Linked DNA regions of Homo sapiens: all the other regions are linked to region 1. The links are chromatin contacts, found by Hi-C in ENCODE. All regions are on one chromosome and are shown on one strand. Each heading gives the region's core, a stretch centred on a gene start or an enhancer-like site at or near the end of the contact. The rest is flanking DNA. Distances are from core to core; before and after follow the strand shown.

Evidence for each region. A loop is a pair of places that touch in the nucleus more often than their neighbours do. Pooled maps may share reads with other maps.
Region 2: a map of CD4-positive, alpha-beta memory T cell shows a loop between it and region 1 (6-fold over the local background). The contact joins the promoter of NUDT4 here to the promoter of GALNT4 in region 1. A Hi-C loop is called at or near these places in 2 of 168 maps with a recorded cell type or tissue (CD4-positive, alpha-beta memory T cell and naive thymus-derived CD4-positive, alpha-beta T cell) and 6 of 50 pooled maps.
Region 3: a loop to region 1 is called in a map of naive thymus-derived CD4-positive, alpha-beta T cell, with 21 times the contacts of the local background. The contact joins the promoter of CEP83 here to the promoter of GALNT4 in region 1. A Hi-C loop is called at or near these places in 2 of 168 maps with a recorded cell type or tissue (CD8-positive, alpha-beta T cell and naive thymus-derived CD4-positive, alpha-beta T cell) and 5 of 50 pooled maps.

What each region holds. Positions count from the first base shown.
Region 1 is chr12:89,523,546-89,528,059 of GRCh38, forward strand. It overlaps GALNT4 (polypeptide N-acetylgalactosaminyltransferase 4), which reads right to left and starts at 1,251. Exons shown (of 1, transcript NM_003774.5): 1 at 1-1,251. The coding sequence starts at 1,004. It overlaps POC1B-DUSP6 (POC1B-DUSP6 readthrough), which reads right to left and starts at 2,502. Exons shown (of 11, transcript NR_189589.1): 1 at 2,336-2,502; 2 at 1,575-1,659. POC1B (POC1 centriolar protein B) reads right to left here and starts at 2,502. Exons shown (of 12, transcript NM_172240.3): 1 at 2,336-2,502; 2 at 1,575-1,659. The coding sequence starts at 2,350. It overlaps POC1B-GALNT4 (POC1B-GALNT4 readthrough), which reads right to left and starts at 2,717. Exons shown (of 3, transcript NM_001199782.1): 1 at 2,336-2,717; 2 at 1,575-1,659; 3 at 1-128. The coding sequence starts at 2,610. It also overlaps POC1B-AS1. RefSeq lists an enhancer at 968-1,177 and silencers at 1,268-1,647, 2,198-2,457.
Region 2 is chr12:93,375,718-93,380,194 of GRCh38, forward strand. It overlaps NUDT4 (nudix hydrolase 4), which reads left to right and starts at 2,208. Exons shown (of 5, transcript NM_019094.6): 1 at 2,208-2,704. The coding sequence starts at 2,606. It overlaps LOC643339 (a long non-coding RNA gene), which reads right to left and starts at 2,019. Exons shown (of 5, transcript NR_040096.1): 1 at 1,720-2,019. RefSeq lists an enhancer at 1,804-2,743 and silencers at 1,980-2,319, 2,540-2,839.
Region 3 is chr12:94,457,858-94,462,665 of GRCh38, forward strand. It overlaps CEP83 (centrosomal protein 83), which reads right to left and starts at 2,010. Exons shown (of 17, transcript NM_016122.3): 1 at 1,700-2,010. CEP83-DT (CEP83 divergent transcript) reads left to right here and starts at 2,146. Exons shown (of 1, transcript NR_027035.1): 1 at 2,146-4,713. RefSeq lists an enhancer at 2,427-2,476.

The DNA.
Region 1 (4,514 bases), core at 1-2,500:
CCCCACACTTCCATTCCTGTGTCATACGTTCCAAGGTACTGAAAATATTTCTTGCTGACAGCAAACAGTCCTCCAGCCATGGTAGGTGATCTGATGGGGTCAATTCTTGATATCCGCCTGTCCCTTTCCTGTTTGGGGACAGAATGCCACTGAAATGTTAAACGCCAGTCAAACCCACCAATCATGGGCTCCCCTATCTGCATATAGAATTCAAAAGTATTCCAATCAATTGTGTCTATAACAGGACACACAACTGCTGTTTCATCTCTCCCAATCCTTTCCAAAAGCGGTTCCAGCCAACCGGAATTACACTCACAGTGACAATCCAGGAAAGTGAGGACGTCCCCAGTGGCGAAAGTGGCCCCAATCAGACGGGCCCTAACCAGCCCCTCTCGCTTATTGGTCCTAATCAAGCGTACTCTATCAAGATTGCTGATGTAAGTTTCAAGTTGTGTCTTCAAATAAACTCTGTCACTCAAGTCATCCACCAAGATGATCTCTTTCAAAAGAACTGCAGGAGAAGTTTCTAAAACACTGTGAATGGTACGGAGCAAAGTCGACCAGGCTTCGTTATAGAAAGCAATGATAACAGAGGTGGTAGGAAGTGTCCTATAGTTGAACTTCTGGGACTTACACTCATACATTCTTTTATCCTCTATGTGTCGATGCAGGGAAATCCTGTCACTGAGGTAAATATTGATGGCGTATCTCTCAATGAGTTCTTCTTGCTGCTTCAGTTCATCCTCGTTGAGCTGGAGTTTGCTGGCTTTCCCCCACTCCCCAAGTGCACGGGAATCTGCAGGGGGCTTCTTATAAAGCGGTCGAGACAAATCCTCCGTATTTTTCTGGAGGTCTGAGAGCCTTCTTGACCCCAGCTCCCTGGCACGGCCGGCTCCTGCGGAGGCATGAAAAGTAGAGACCAAGAGCTCCACGAAGATATAGGCCACTGTTAAAAACGCCAGCAGCAGGCAGCTCTTGCCTGCCCAAGTCCACCTCACCGCCATCCGGATTCTCAGGGCTGAGGCGCAGACGCGGCCACCAAGCCACCACGCAGGGGAAGGGCGGCGGAACCCACAGCTCGAGCTCAGGTACTTCCCAGCAGGTTCTTCCTTTCATGCAGGCGCTAGGCTCCTTTCCAGCCACCCAGGCTTTCCAGGGGTCACCTGAGCCCTCTCGGTCCTCGGCCTCCGGCACAGCCCAACTCCTCTCTCCCTACTTCCTCCTGCTCGGCTCACAACTTTTCACAAACTCTCCAGCCAACACCCCACCCTCCCCGGGCCGAGGAGAAACCCCTCCCCTTCCCACTCACTCCTCCTGGTGGTTAGTTTGCGAAAGTCGTCCGCCAGGCCCAGACCGCTGGATAGGAGGCTCTTGGCCGGGCCGGGGGCTGGGGGCCGGGATGGCAGAGGGGGCCCTAGCTGCGCCCCGCCGCGCTGGGCCCTCGTCTCCGGGTGCTCTCAACCCTCATACAGGCCCTTAGCCGTTCTCCTAGGGACCCTGCCCGGACAGGAGGAAAGGTTTCCGGCCCATGGAGTTTAGTCTCATTACAAAAGCAAAACAAGAATAAGACTTACCAAGTTGCTTGCCGTTGGGGCTGAGGTCCAAGGAGGTGATCGCAGCTTTGTGGCCTTTGAAATAACGCTCCAGAACGGGGTCCTCCTGGAAAGGAAAGTTGTCAAGTTTTGAAAGCCGCCGCAGACCTCGAATTCTGGCGGCTGGGATCCACGCTGCCACTTCCCCGGAGTCCGGCTTGGGAATGGCCACCCAGGCGGCGGCTTGGCTGGGCGGCGGGGCCGGGCAGCAGCCCACCCACGGGCGCGGCGCCCAGTCCTGCTACAGGGAGACGCCGGCGCCAGCTCTCCCCGCAGAGCCCGCAAAACGCTCTGTTCGCGCTTCCCAGAGTCCAGCGCATCGCAGGAACCGCGGCCCCTTTGAAATGCACGTTCCCGGGCCCCGCCCGCTGGCCCAAGGCAGGCAGGTGCGAGGATGCGCCTCGGCTTTGGTACTTTTTTTTTTTTTAATACTTCCTAGGTGATTCTGACGCAGGCGCTCCACGGAAACCCTCCGAGAATTCTGGGGGCCGTGGGGCCGCCCAGCTCAGTCCGGAGCTCCGGAACTCGGGGAAGAGCGTCCGGGAGCCGGGTCTGGGTTCCGCACTCCGTCCGCCCCGATGGCAGAGAGTGAGATACGGACGCCCCGGGACGAGGGGCTCAGGACCCGGCTACGGACACCTGCCTCCATCTCCCTCCAGGTGCGGCTTCGGCCCGGACCTGGCCCCGCAGCCCGCGGGACAGGCTCCAGGGAGGGACCCCCCCCACCTCCAACCCGTCCTTACCGTGGCTGAGGCCATCGGGGGAGTGGTCGGCCCAAGGCTCCTGTGGGTGGGGGAACCCGGAGAGGGGAGGGGAGAGGATGGGGAAGGAGAGGGGACCGTGCGGCTCCCGGAACCGTCTGCCCAGAGCGGCAGCGCCTCCCGGTCACTACAACAACGGCGGCCCAGTCAAACCCCGCGCTCCAGGCATGGCCAGCCGAGCCCCGAGACACCGCCAGCCCTGTAAAGAGAGGACGGGAGGTATGCGCCGGGTCAGCTGTGGCCACACACCAAGCCATGTTAACTAACACTCGCGTTCTCCCTGGTTTGATGTCAGGAAGTGGGGTAGTAACCAGGACTGGAATAAGAGCGATGAATGGAAGGGCGTTGTGAGCCTGTGATCGATGCGATCAGAGTTCTATTACGTTTTAAAGAGACAGCACCCGTGACGTTTAAGGTGATCCCCTACCGCTTATTTTGTTGACGTAAAGCTTTGACATGAAGAGGGGCAGCTTGCTAGTTATTAATATACTAAAAGGAACTAAATCCCCTGAGGGCAGATTTGAATTTATTTAACCACTGTTTTCCACACAGTGCCCTGCAGGATATTGATATAGTTGCTGGATGTGCGTGATGAATGAATGAGTGAATGAATGAATAAATGTTGTGCATGCACTTAATAATTTTCTGCGATATGTTTCCATTCTCATCTGCTTATTTGCGTATACCTTAGAGCACTAAACTTACACAGCTGGATACTTAAAGTCTTTAGGAAGACTTGGAAACATGGTTTTTTTTGTTTGTTTTTTGTGAGACCACGTTTCTACAGCAGGCTTTGTTACACATAGTATCATTTGTGCTTCAGCCAAACAATGAAGTTGGTAGAATTACAAAATGTTTTCAATGTTTCCAAGTTATAAACTTGATTCCTAGATATTGGTCTTAGAGGTCACACAGAGACAGTTCTTCTAATTCCAAGTCCATATCCTTTTTTTTTTTTTAACCCTGCCTCAAAGCGTGATGTTCTGAGCTGAAAATTACATATAGTGTAAAGATCCTTAGCAACATCAAAGGGCATGATAGAACACAGCTGGTAAGACATGTGTTTTATGCAAATGAAAGGTATGCTACACACCTTAATTACAGATTCCCTAGTTGTCTAGTGATTGAGTTTAATTTTATTGAATATGGTACTTAACAACTAAACAGGTAGGCTTTAGATTACAGTATTAGTTAATTTAAGTATACACTTGTTAAATATCTGTTGTATGTTTGGCCTTGAGGGACACAATGATGACTAAGATATTTCCCCTACCTTCAAGAACTCAGCAATCTAGGGTTGGTGAGTCTCATGCTTTAGCATTTGTAATGTTGATTTGGGGGCTCCATTTCCAGAGATGCTGAATCAACATATACAAGGTGGGATCCAGGGCCCTTCTGATGTAACAAGCTCCATAGATGATTACTATGGGAGTCTCAGCTGTCTATGTTGAGAAACACTGCATTAGTCTAGGAGATGATATGTTAAGAGTGTTGATATCAGCAACTTGTCAGCAAACTGTTGCAGGACTCTTAGTTTTGCTACATATTACCAGTTTAGGCTTGATTTATTTTAAAAGCCTGCCATGTTTAAAACTAATGCTGGATACTGGTGGGAATGTAAAATGATGTAGCTCTGTGAAAAAGTTTGTCAGTTCCTAAAAAGTTAAACATACAATTACCTTATAATCCAGCAATTTCACTGCTAGGTATATCCCATAAGTATTGAAAGCAGAGACTCCAACAGATGCCAGTGTTCAAAGCAAGCATTATTTACAATAGCCAAAAAGTGGATACAATCCTAGTATCCAACAGATGAATGGATAAACAAAATGTATGTGATATATACATATAAGGAAATATTATCCTGCCATAAAAAGAAATGAAATTGTGATACAAGCTATAACATGGATGAACCTTGAAAACATTTTGCTAAGTGAATAAGCCAAACACAAATGAGCATATATTGTATGATTCCATTCATATGAGGTACCTAGAATAGGTGAATTCATAAGGACAGAAAGTAGAATAGAGGTTACTAGGGCTGGGGGTAAGGGAGACTGGGGAGTTACTGTTTAATGGGTGCAGAGTTTCTGTTTGGGATGATGAAGTTCTGGAAATAGATAGTGGTGATGTTTGCACAACATTGTGAATGTACTTAATG
Region 2 (4,477 bases), core at 958-3,457, 3.9 Mb after region 1:
ATAAATGGGAAAGACTTGAGTGAACAAATATTCAGCCAACTAGTATTTATTGAGCAACAACTAGAAACCAGAACTTTGAAGGGTTTTAAACAAAGGAAATGGAATCTCTTTGTCATTTAAAAGGCCACAATAAAACAAATAAAAGTAAAAAATAAAAAAGACCATAGTGAGGAGGGTGCAGTGGCTCACGCCTGTAATCCCAGCACGTTGGGAGGCTGAGGTGGGCAGATCGCCTGAGCTCAGGAGTTCGAGACCAGCCTGGGCAACATGGTGAAACTCCACCTCTACTAAAAAAATCCACAAATTAACCAGGCATGGTGGCATGCAACTGTGGTGGTTACAGGTACTCAGGAGGCTGAGGCCGGAGAATCCCTTGAGCCTGGGAAATGGAGGCTGCAGTGAGCTGAAACAGCACCATTGCACTCTAGCCTGTGCAACCAAGCCAGGATTAATAACTTTATTGATGTGAACCAATTATCCAAAAATAATAATCACATATTAGCCATAGCGGACTCCCCAGCTAGATGTTTTCTGCCTGTGTTTGTAAATCCTGGACATAGTTAAATTTCAAGTGCCTTCAATAAGAAATCAATGGCTTGGAAAACATCTCTGCGCAGTCTTGATAAGATTTCTAATTGTGGTGAAGCCTCATTCCTTAAATTATTTATTCAACACTAACCCATTCTACAAACTTACATCTGCTGGGCTCTGGGAGTAACAAGATGAGTTAGATGCAGCAGTCCCAAATCTAAAGGAGGTTGGAGACTAGAAAGACCAGTGCCTGCTCTGAGCTCTCCAGTGGTCCCCAGCCTCTCAGTCAGGCCTCACAGGCCCCTCTGCCAGAGGCGGAACCAGCTTGCCTCCGCTCTGCAGCCACACTGGCCTTTTCTTTCATTTCTGAGAACTCTCCTCACTCCCTCCCACTTTGGGCTCTGCAGAAATCCCAGTTCCCTTTGCCTTGAAAGCTCTTGGTCAATTTAGCTCCTCCTCCTTCAGCCCTCAGCTCCTGCCTTGCTGCCCCAATAATCTTTTTCTGACTGCAGATCTGGTCAAATCTTTGTCTGAAACCTTAGAGCCCATTACATTTGTAGTTTTACGTGTACACGTGTGATCATTTAATATTTGACGGTGTGCTCTCAGGTGCCTACGCTCCTGGAGAGGCAGGGGCTGACTGGTTTTGTTAGATGCCAGTGCCTGACACACAATAGGCCCTCAAGGGGTGAAAAACCAACCAACCAAGTCAGGACCCAAGCAACCTGGGCCTCTGTGGAAGGGCAGAATGGCCTGAGTTTGGGTTTCTCGAGCTACCTTAAGATCAGGCCTCCTGGCTCCTATCTTAGCCCTTCTAACACTCTGAAGTGTAGAGGTTGTTTGTTCCAAGTCCCCAAGGTACTGTAAGCTCCCAGATAGCAGAAATCCCATTATATTTTAGTGCTGTGGCCCCAGCATCCAGCTGCGCTGTTACTTAGCATGAGATCCACATGAAAACCATTTCGCAACTATTAGCCATTGCCAGTATTAATACTTTCCGGAAGGTGGCACAAAGTGGGGGATGTTATAGACAGCTTCAAAGAAACGTTTAAGCTAGAGTTGACTCTTTAAATAATACAAGCCATCCCCAACCAAAGATTAAAAATTTAAATACAAAAAAAAAAAAAGGAAATTTGCCTACCCCCCATTTGTGAAAACAAAGAAAAAAAAAACAGTTAACGTCTTAACTTTTCTAGGCCTTCACTCTCGCCTCTCCCCGCGCTACAAGGGCGAATTCTGGACGTATCTACACAGTCACCGCGGAGTCTGCAATCGCCGCGACGTCCCCTGGCATTTCTTGGCCAGGCTGCAACTTTGGTGACGGTGTATGTAGTTACATCCCCTGTAGTGCAGCTGGTATTTAGGGTCCTCATTGGCAAAGTTGAGGGTATAAGCAGGGAGGGAGGGGACCTTGGCTTCTTTCCATTCACTGGCATGTTTTCGGGGCACGGTCATCCCACGCTGGGCTCCAGCGCCAGTCCCAAGGCCTCGCCGAACTCCAGCCCGGGAGTGCGCGCGGCCCCGCCCACCGGGCGGCCGAGGTCCCGCCCCTACCTCCCCCGCCACACCTACCCACCCACCCCATTGCAATGGTCTCTGCACGCAGGCGCAGTGGCGCGCGGGGGAGGCGGGGCGCATGTGGGCTTCATTTAAACAGAGCAGAGGGGGCGGCGCGCGGTCGCCGCGGTGCTGCTGCTCAGTGGGAGCGGGTCTTCGCAACTGTCTCCGCGTGGCGCGCGCCTCTAGCCGCCCTTCCCCTGGCGGCTACGGCCGGAGGGAGCGGAGGCGAGCGGGAGTCGGGCTCCATGGAGAGCGGCGGACAACTGGGCAGAGGCGGAGCTTTCATCTCGGCACCCTGGTTCCAGTGACCCGCGCTAGCGTCCCGTCCCGCCCGCGTCGGAGCGGCCGCCGGCCCCGGGACTGACCGGCCTCGCCGCACCTCCCGCACCGACTAGCGCTCCCGGGCGCTCCTGCGCCCGACTCGCCCTCGCCCCCACTCCCCGGCGGGGTGGCGGCGGCCGGGCCCCCACGGCGGCGGCCGGAGCAGCAGCAGCAGCAGCAGGAGCCCGCCTCTATGATGAAGTTCAAGCCCAACCAGACGCGGACCTACGACCGCGAGGGCTTCAAGAAGCGGGCGGCGTGCCTGTGCTTCCGGAGCGAGCAGGAGGACGAGGTAGGGCGCCCGGCGCCGCACGCTGCCCTCCGGGGCGCCGGGGTCTAGGGCCCGGGTGCTTCCCCTCGCTCCCCGCCCCTGCGCAGGCTGCGGGGCTGGGAGGGATTAGCCCCCTTCCTCCCTCCCTCCTTTCCTCCCTCACTCCTTTCCTCCCTCACTTCTTCCTTCCTTTCTCTGGGCTGATAGATGAGACAAAGGGGGCTCGCCCAGCCCCAGTTTCTCCATCTGGGCACTCGAGAAGGCGCCTGGTCCCCGGGAAGGTCCCGGGCCGCGTAAGTCTCGCCTAGCGGGAGTCACCATCTTAACGTGCGAATTGAGTTGAAAGCCGGATAAACCTCGAGTGCTCAGCGAGAGGAGGGTGGAAATGGCGTGAGTGTTGCAGCAGAGCCCTTGTGCCTCTTTTACATATTTTCCTTCCATGTTACAGCCGTTTGCGGTCTCGGATTCGATCTAAGCATGTTTGTGGAGTAACAGACAGTCCTCGTGCTTGGAATTGAGTCTAGTCTTGGCAATTCTTGTGGGTCCATGAACCCGCAAGCTGTTGGCATAATTATGCCTCATTTTTAAAACGGCCTTCCCTTCTTAAAGTTTTCTGACTGCAGAAAAATGGTTAGTGAAAAATGTGGAATAATGCCAAAAGGGAGACGATGGACTAGAGATGGGCAAAGCTGCCATTTTCAGACAGTAATCTCCAGCTCTCAGCTTATGTATAAAGGGTTCTTTGCTGTCTGGCTTGACATCTGGAAAGGAGTAGCCTTTCTCGTTCTCAGAGCAGTCGTTCTTGGATAATTTACCCATCTGCATTGGGCTGAGAATGAGACCCTTGGGGTTTCCCTGGAGAGCGATTTTTACTTAATTCAGTAGTATTTATTTAAAATGGCTAACTGTTGAAGTTTGCTTAGGGCAATAGTAGCCTTTTGGTATTGCCACTCTTAAGATAAATTACATAGGTGAAAAAAATTAACATTCTGAGTTCTGCTTTCATAACCAACCGTGTATAAAATACTAGGCTAAGGCTGGAGATGGGAATTTAATGGCTTCCTTACTGCTAGTCCCTGTAGTTGTGATGAATATGACACAGAATACACTCAGTGGCTTAGTTCTTGTTATGTTAACGAAAAGTTCTCGAAATTTGCCCTTCAAACCCTTGTTTTGCCTTTATTTTTTTTTGAAAAGAAACCAAGCCCTTTAAATGGGTTGCTCTGTGCTCACTCATAACCTTTACGTATTAGACTTGAATCCCAAACGAGTGTGCAGAGAAATACGGCCCCAGCCTTTGAGATGGGTCTGCTTAGGAGAGCTAGAAACTGCAAAGGGAAAGGTTATTAACTTTTACAAAATGAACAAGTCAACAAGCATTAAGTGTGTTCTGTAAAAAAGATAAAGCCTTAGCGGAAAGGGGCCATGTTGAGGCAAAGTAGTAAACTTTAAATATAAAAGAAATGATAGCCAAAAGGGATCAAGATAGATCAAGGATCTTGTCTGGTTTCCTCAATATTGTGTAATGATATTCTTAATTGAGTGCTTACAATGTGCCAGGCGCTGCCAGAAGAAAACTTGTTATACATTTAATCCTTTTAACACTGGGAGGTAGTGAAGTTACTCCCATTTTATAGGTGAGGAGACAGTTGCAGAGCATAAGTACCTTCCCAAATGACACAATTAGGAAGTGGTAGAGTCAGGATTCAGGGTCCAGTCCTTACTCCTGATGTTGGGCTCTGTTTGTTGAGTGAGTGAGATTTTTGTGAGGCTAAGTTTGGAAGCCTATCTGAA
Region 3 (4,808 bases), core at 760-3,259, 4.9 Mb after region 1:
ATAAGAGGAGACAGTGAGGTGACTGGTAAACCAAGGATTAAAAACTACCTGTGAATAGGCCAGGCACGCTGGCTCACACCTGTAATCCCAGCACTTTGGGAGGTCAAGGTGGGCAGATCGCCTGAAGTCAGGAGTTCGTGACCAGCCTGGGCAATATGGTGAAACCCCATCTCTACTAAAAATACAAAAATTAGCAGGGCATGGTGGCATGCACCTGTAACCCCAGCTACTCGGGAGGCTGAGAGGAGAGAATCACTTGAAACTGGGAGGCGGAAGTTGCAGTGAGCTGAGATCCCACCACTGCACTCCAGCCTGAGCGACAAGAATGAAACTCTGTCTCAAAAAAAGAAAAAAAAAAAAACTACCTGTGAATAATCAGTGTTTCATTCTCCCAGTGCTGCATGGAATTCTAAATTGTATTTCACTATTATTTGAGAATGTTCTAAATACAGTCCGCGCACTTCATCTGATCTGGAAAGAAAACACTCAAAGTAAGGGGAATACCCAGCATACTCTGTCCTAAATAACCAAAGGACAACTCAAAACCATTTGCAACTCTCAGGAGAGTCCTGTGTGACACTTATAATTTAAAGCATTCTGGCCTGGTGCGGTGGCTCACACCTGTAATCCCAGCACTTTGGGAGGCCGAGGTGGGCGGATCACCTGAGGTCGGGAGTTTGAGACCAGCCTGGCCAACATGGTGAAACCCCATCTCTACTAAAATAAAAAAATTAGCCGGGCATGGTGGCACGCACCTGTAATCCCAGCTACTCGGGAGGCTGAGGCAGGAGAATCGCTTGAACCCAGGAGGCGGAGGTTGCAGTGAGCCGAGATCGCGCTACTGCACTCCAGCCTGGGCGACAGAGTGAGACTCAGTCATAAATAAATAAATAAAGCATTCTAACAATTCTGAACAAACTGAGTTTGAAATCAAACCTCAATACAAAAGGTGAGTATTAATTCTAACCACTTACAGGCTAAATTCATAAATATGGAAAATTCTAAATCCAGGTAACTGTAGGATAGATACCTTTAATTGTGTTTTAGTTAAATGTCAGACTTGTTTACAGACATGTTGCTTGGTAACAGAAGCACTGCTTTAACAACCCACTCTGTTTTAGAGCTGCTTAAAGTCTGAACAGATTATGAAGTATATATCATATACACGAAATTCAGACAAGTCTTTCCTTATCCTAGAGATCTGTAAGATTTGAAAGAGCTTCCTCATTTCAGCTAACTAAAGGCTTTACAAATACTTAGCAGTGGATATTCTTAAGAGCAAAATGCCCATTGATTATGGTCAAAAGTTGGACACTGAGGATTAACCAAAGTATTTAAACCCAGCATATGCTAACATATTTTAGGTGTTTATCTCAGTAATGACAGTCGACATCACTGTTCATTCAAATTGTCTTCAAAGCCAAGGAAAATGGTAGCATAGCTTTTTCATCGTAAATTAAGCTGGAGGTACTTAAACGTCTGGCCAATTACCAAACTGGCTACACAACCACCAAGCCAGAGTGCATCCAAAAGCTCCATGAAGAGTTTCACGTGCGTCTCTCTGCCTACTTTTCTAGCACGAGCTTCCACTACTTTAACAGGAAAATAAAAAAAGGATTCAAGGGCAGTTTGTGGAGGGACAAAATGAGTATTCCAAAATACAAACAAGACACCGTCCCCAGAAAGAGAGGTTACATACCAGACGCACGCACGCTCCTTGCAACCCGCACACGGAAAACTTAAGTGACCGCAGTTCTGGCCGCGCTCGCCACCGGGGACACCTCCACAGCTCCAACCACAGGCACCCACTCAACTCCGCTTACGGAGGCATTGGGACTAAGGGTTACGGTCCTACAGCGGGGTGTCGGCCCAGCGAGAGGAAGAGGGCCGAACGGACCCCTCGGGCTCCCGTCCCTAGGGAAATGTGAAGTATCCCGGGAGAGGTCCGAGGGCGGCGGCGGCGGCGGTGAAAAGCCCCACTCCTCCGCGTGGACCGGGATCCTCAGGGGTGCGGCGCCACCCCACGTGCTGACGTATGGCCCAGAAGCCGCCTCATCGCACCGCCCCACCAGCCTGGAGGAGCGGGCTCTGTCCCTTGGCCCAGCGGCACGCGAAGCAGGAAGTCCCACCCCCCACGCCGACGTCACCCACGCCACCGACGCCGGTTGCTGCCGGAGCCGTTAGAGGGAGGAGACAAACGAACCGAGGCGGGAGCGGCCACGGGTGACAGCGGCAGCGGCGGGGCCGGGCTGCGCTCCCGAAGGCGTTCCTGGAGGGCCCTGGGATGGACTCAGAGATCCCCAGAGCCCCAGGGGACGGAAAATCTAGCCCCGGGCACTTGCCTTGGAGTCTGAGTGATGCGCGTCGTTGGAGCGCGAAGCCGGTCTCCCTAGCCTCCGCCCGACACAGCGTCTCCAGGGGTTTTCCTCCTTTTCGCGCCTCTCCTTCCCTCTTCCCCACACCATTTGAGAGCCTCAAATGGTAGTCCTGCCGCCACCTCTCTCCCTTCGCCAGCCTGCCATCGTCCCCATGGGTGCAGATATGCGCTCCCGAAGCCGCCTGCCTGCCGCGTCTGCCTCGGGCATCAGCCCACGAGTGGGGAGTCGGCTCAGCTTGCCACGAGGGAACCTCGGGTTAGGACCAATCGCCCGGGAGAGAGCCCTCCTCGCCCCCGCACCTCCTGCTCCAAGTCTCCTGTCCTGGTTATCCCAAGTTCAGGGCCCACCTGGGGTCACATGGGGAACTACTTGTCTTAAGGCTGTAAACAATAGTTGGAAGAGGAGTTGCTAGCTTTTGAGAACTTCCATGATCATCCAAAGTCTGAAACAAAGTAGGCGGTCAGCCTTTCAAAATACGTGTTGGAAGAAACAGACACCTTCCCATCCCCAGCGTTTGTTCAGTGCCTTGGTTGGGCTTTGATTCTCACTGCTTTGTGAAGTACAGCTTATTTTTACCCCCAAGATTATGATTTTCAGGCTGTAGTTATTATTGGACAACTGAGAGGTGATTTTGTTGTTGTTGAAATGAGGGAAAACGGGCCATTAGAAAGGACCGTGTCTCTTAAGAGGAGGGAAAAAAAGGACAGCGAGTTGGTAATGGAATGTTGCTGGATGGATTACATAGATGAGACATGGGAGATAGAATAGAGAATCCAGAAATTCTCATGTATGTGTGCGTGTTTAGTATAATAACAGTAGCTCACATTTGCTGAGCATTTGTGTGGCAAGTACTGGAGTACTTTTTCAGGTTATCTTATTTAACTCTAACATTTCTGTAAGGTAGGTGCAATTGTTATCTCCATTTCACAGAGTTGCCCAAAACCATTACTTTTAAACGCTGGAGCCAGACAACTCCAGAAATCTCTGTGGTAGCCAGTAAACTATACATGACAAATTATTGGTCAGTAGGAAAAAGATCATTCGGGAAATGGCGGTGGCTCACGCCTGTAATCCCAGCACGCTGGGAGGCCAAGGCAGGTGGATCACCTGAGGTCAGGAGTTCGAGACGACCCTGGCCAACATGGTGAAATCCCATCTATTAAAAATACAAAAAGCCAAGAAAAACAAATATTCAATTAACAAACGGAAAGTTGTCCCACTTCCAAACAGTTGTTTTTTGTCTATCATTGTTGATAGGGGTGTGGGATACAATTACTGTCAGGCATTTTTGGTGTGAAGGTGAAATTGGTACAACCCTATTTACCAAAATTTAACATATGCATTAGCCTTTGCCCCACAGCTGTCTCATTTCCGAGGCATATACCCTAAGGAAAATAAGGGATTCATAAGGATACTATTTGCCACCTTTTTTAAAAATAATGCTTCTAGAAACAAGTGTCCATCACTAGGACACTAGTTAAGAAAATTATGATTGGTACATGCAATGGAATACTCTTGACCCATTAAAAACTGATGGAAAGTTCTTTATTTGCATTAAAGTATGTCCAAAAAATATAGTTTCCCCTCAGGAAAAAAAAAGCAGAATGTAGTTTAGCAAGTACAGTGCTGTCCTAATGTGAATATATGTGTGTACATATGTTAATATAAGTGTACAAAAATATCTGGAAGAAGGTCAGTCAAAATACAAGTGTTTTACATTTTGTCTTTTGGACTTTTTATCTGGTTGGTGTTTTTTGTAATTTATTATTTTACAAAAACAAAGTTGTGTTTTATGTTTTAATTAAAGCTGTGCCAGTGAAAAGGGAGCCAGTTGACTCTTGACCTTCACAAGTAGGTAACCATGATGAAGTAACTATGTCTGGGGATCTGAGTCTCAGCTTTTTTGTGTCTATAAATTTGATTATATTCATTTACCTATAGTTGGACAAGCTAACCTACCACCTGGACATCATAGTTTTGACTCCCCAAATTGGACTGGGTATCCATTCTATGTGTTCTCTGTGTGCCTGTCATGGTATTTGTCACACTGTACTGTAATTCCCTCTGTGCCAGTAGATTGTTTGCTCCTGCCATACATATACACATGCACATACATACTTTTTCTGCTATATGTTACACATTTCTTTTGATTTATTATTTGTCATCTACATTTGTATACAGAAGTTTTAATTTTCATTAGCCAAAATGCTAATGAAATCACATAGATATTAAAGGGATACTTGGAACAACTTTATGCCAATAAATTCAGTAACTTAAGCAAAATGGACAAATTCCTAAAAAAATAAATAAATAAATTACCAAAAATGACACAAAAGAAGGAAAAGAAAATCTAAATGTTTCAGTGTCTGTTAAAAAAATTGAATTTATAAGCAAAACACTTGCCACAAAGAAAACTCCGGGCAGATGACT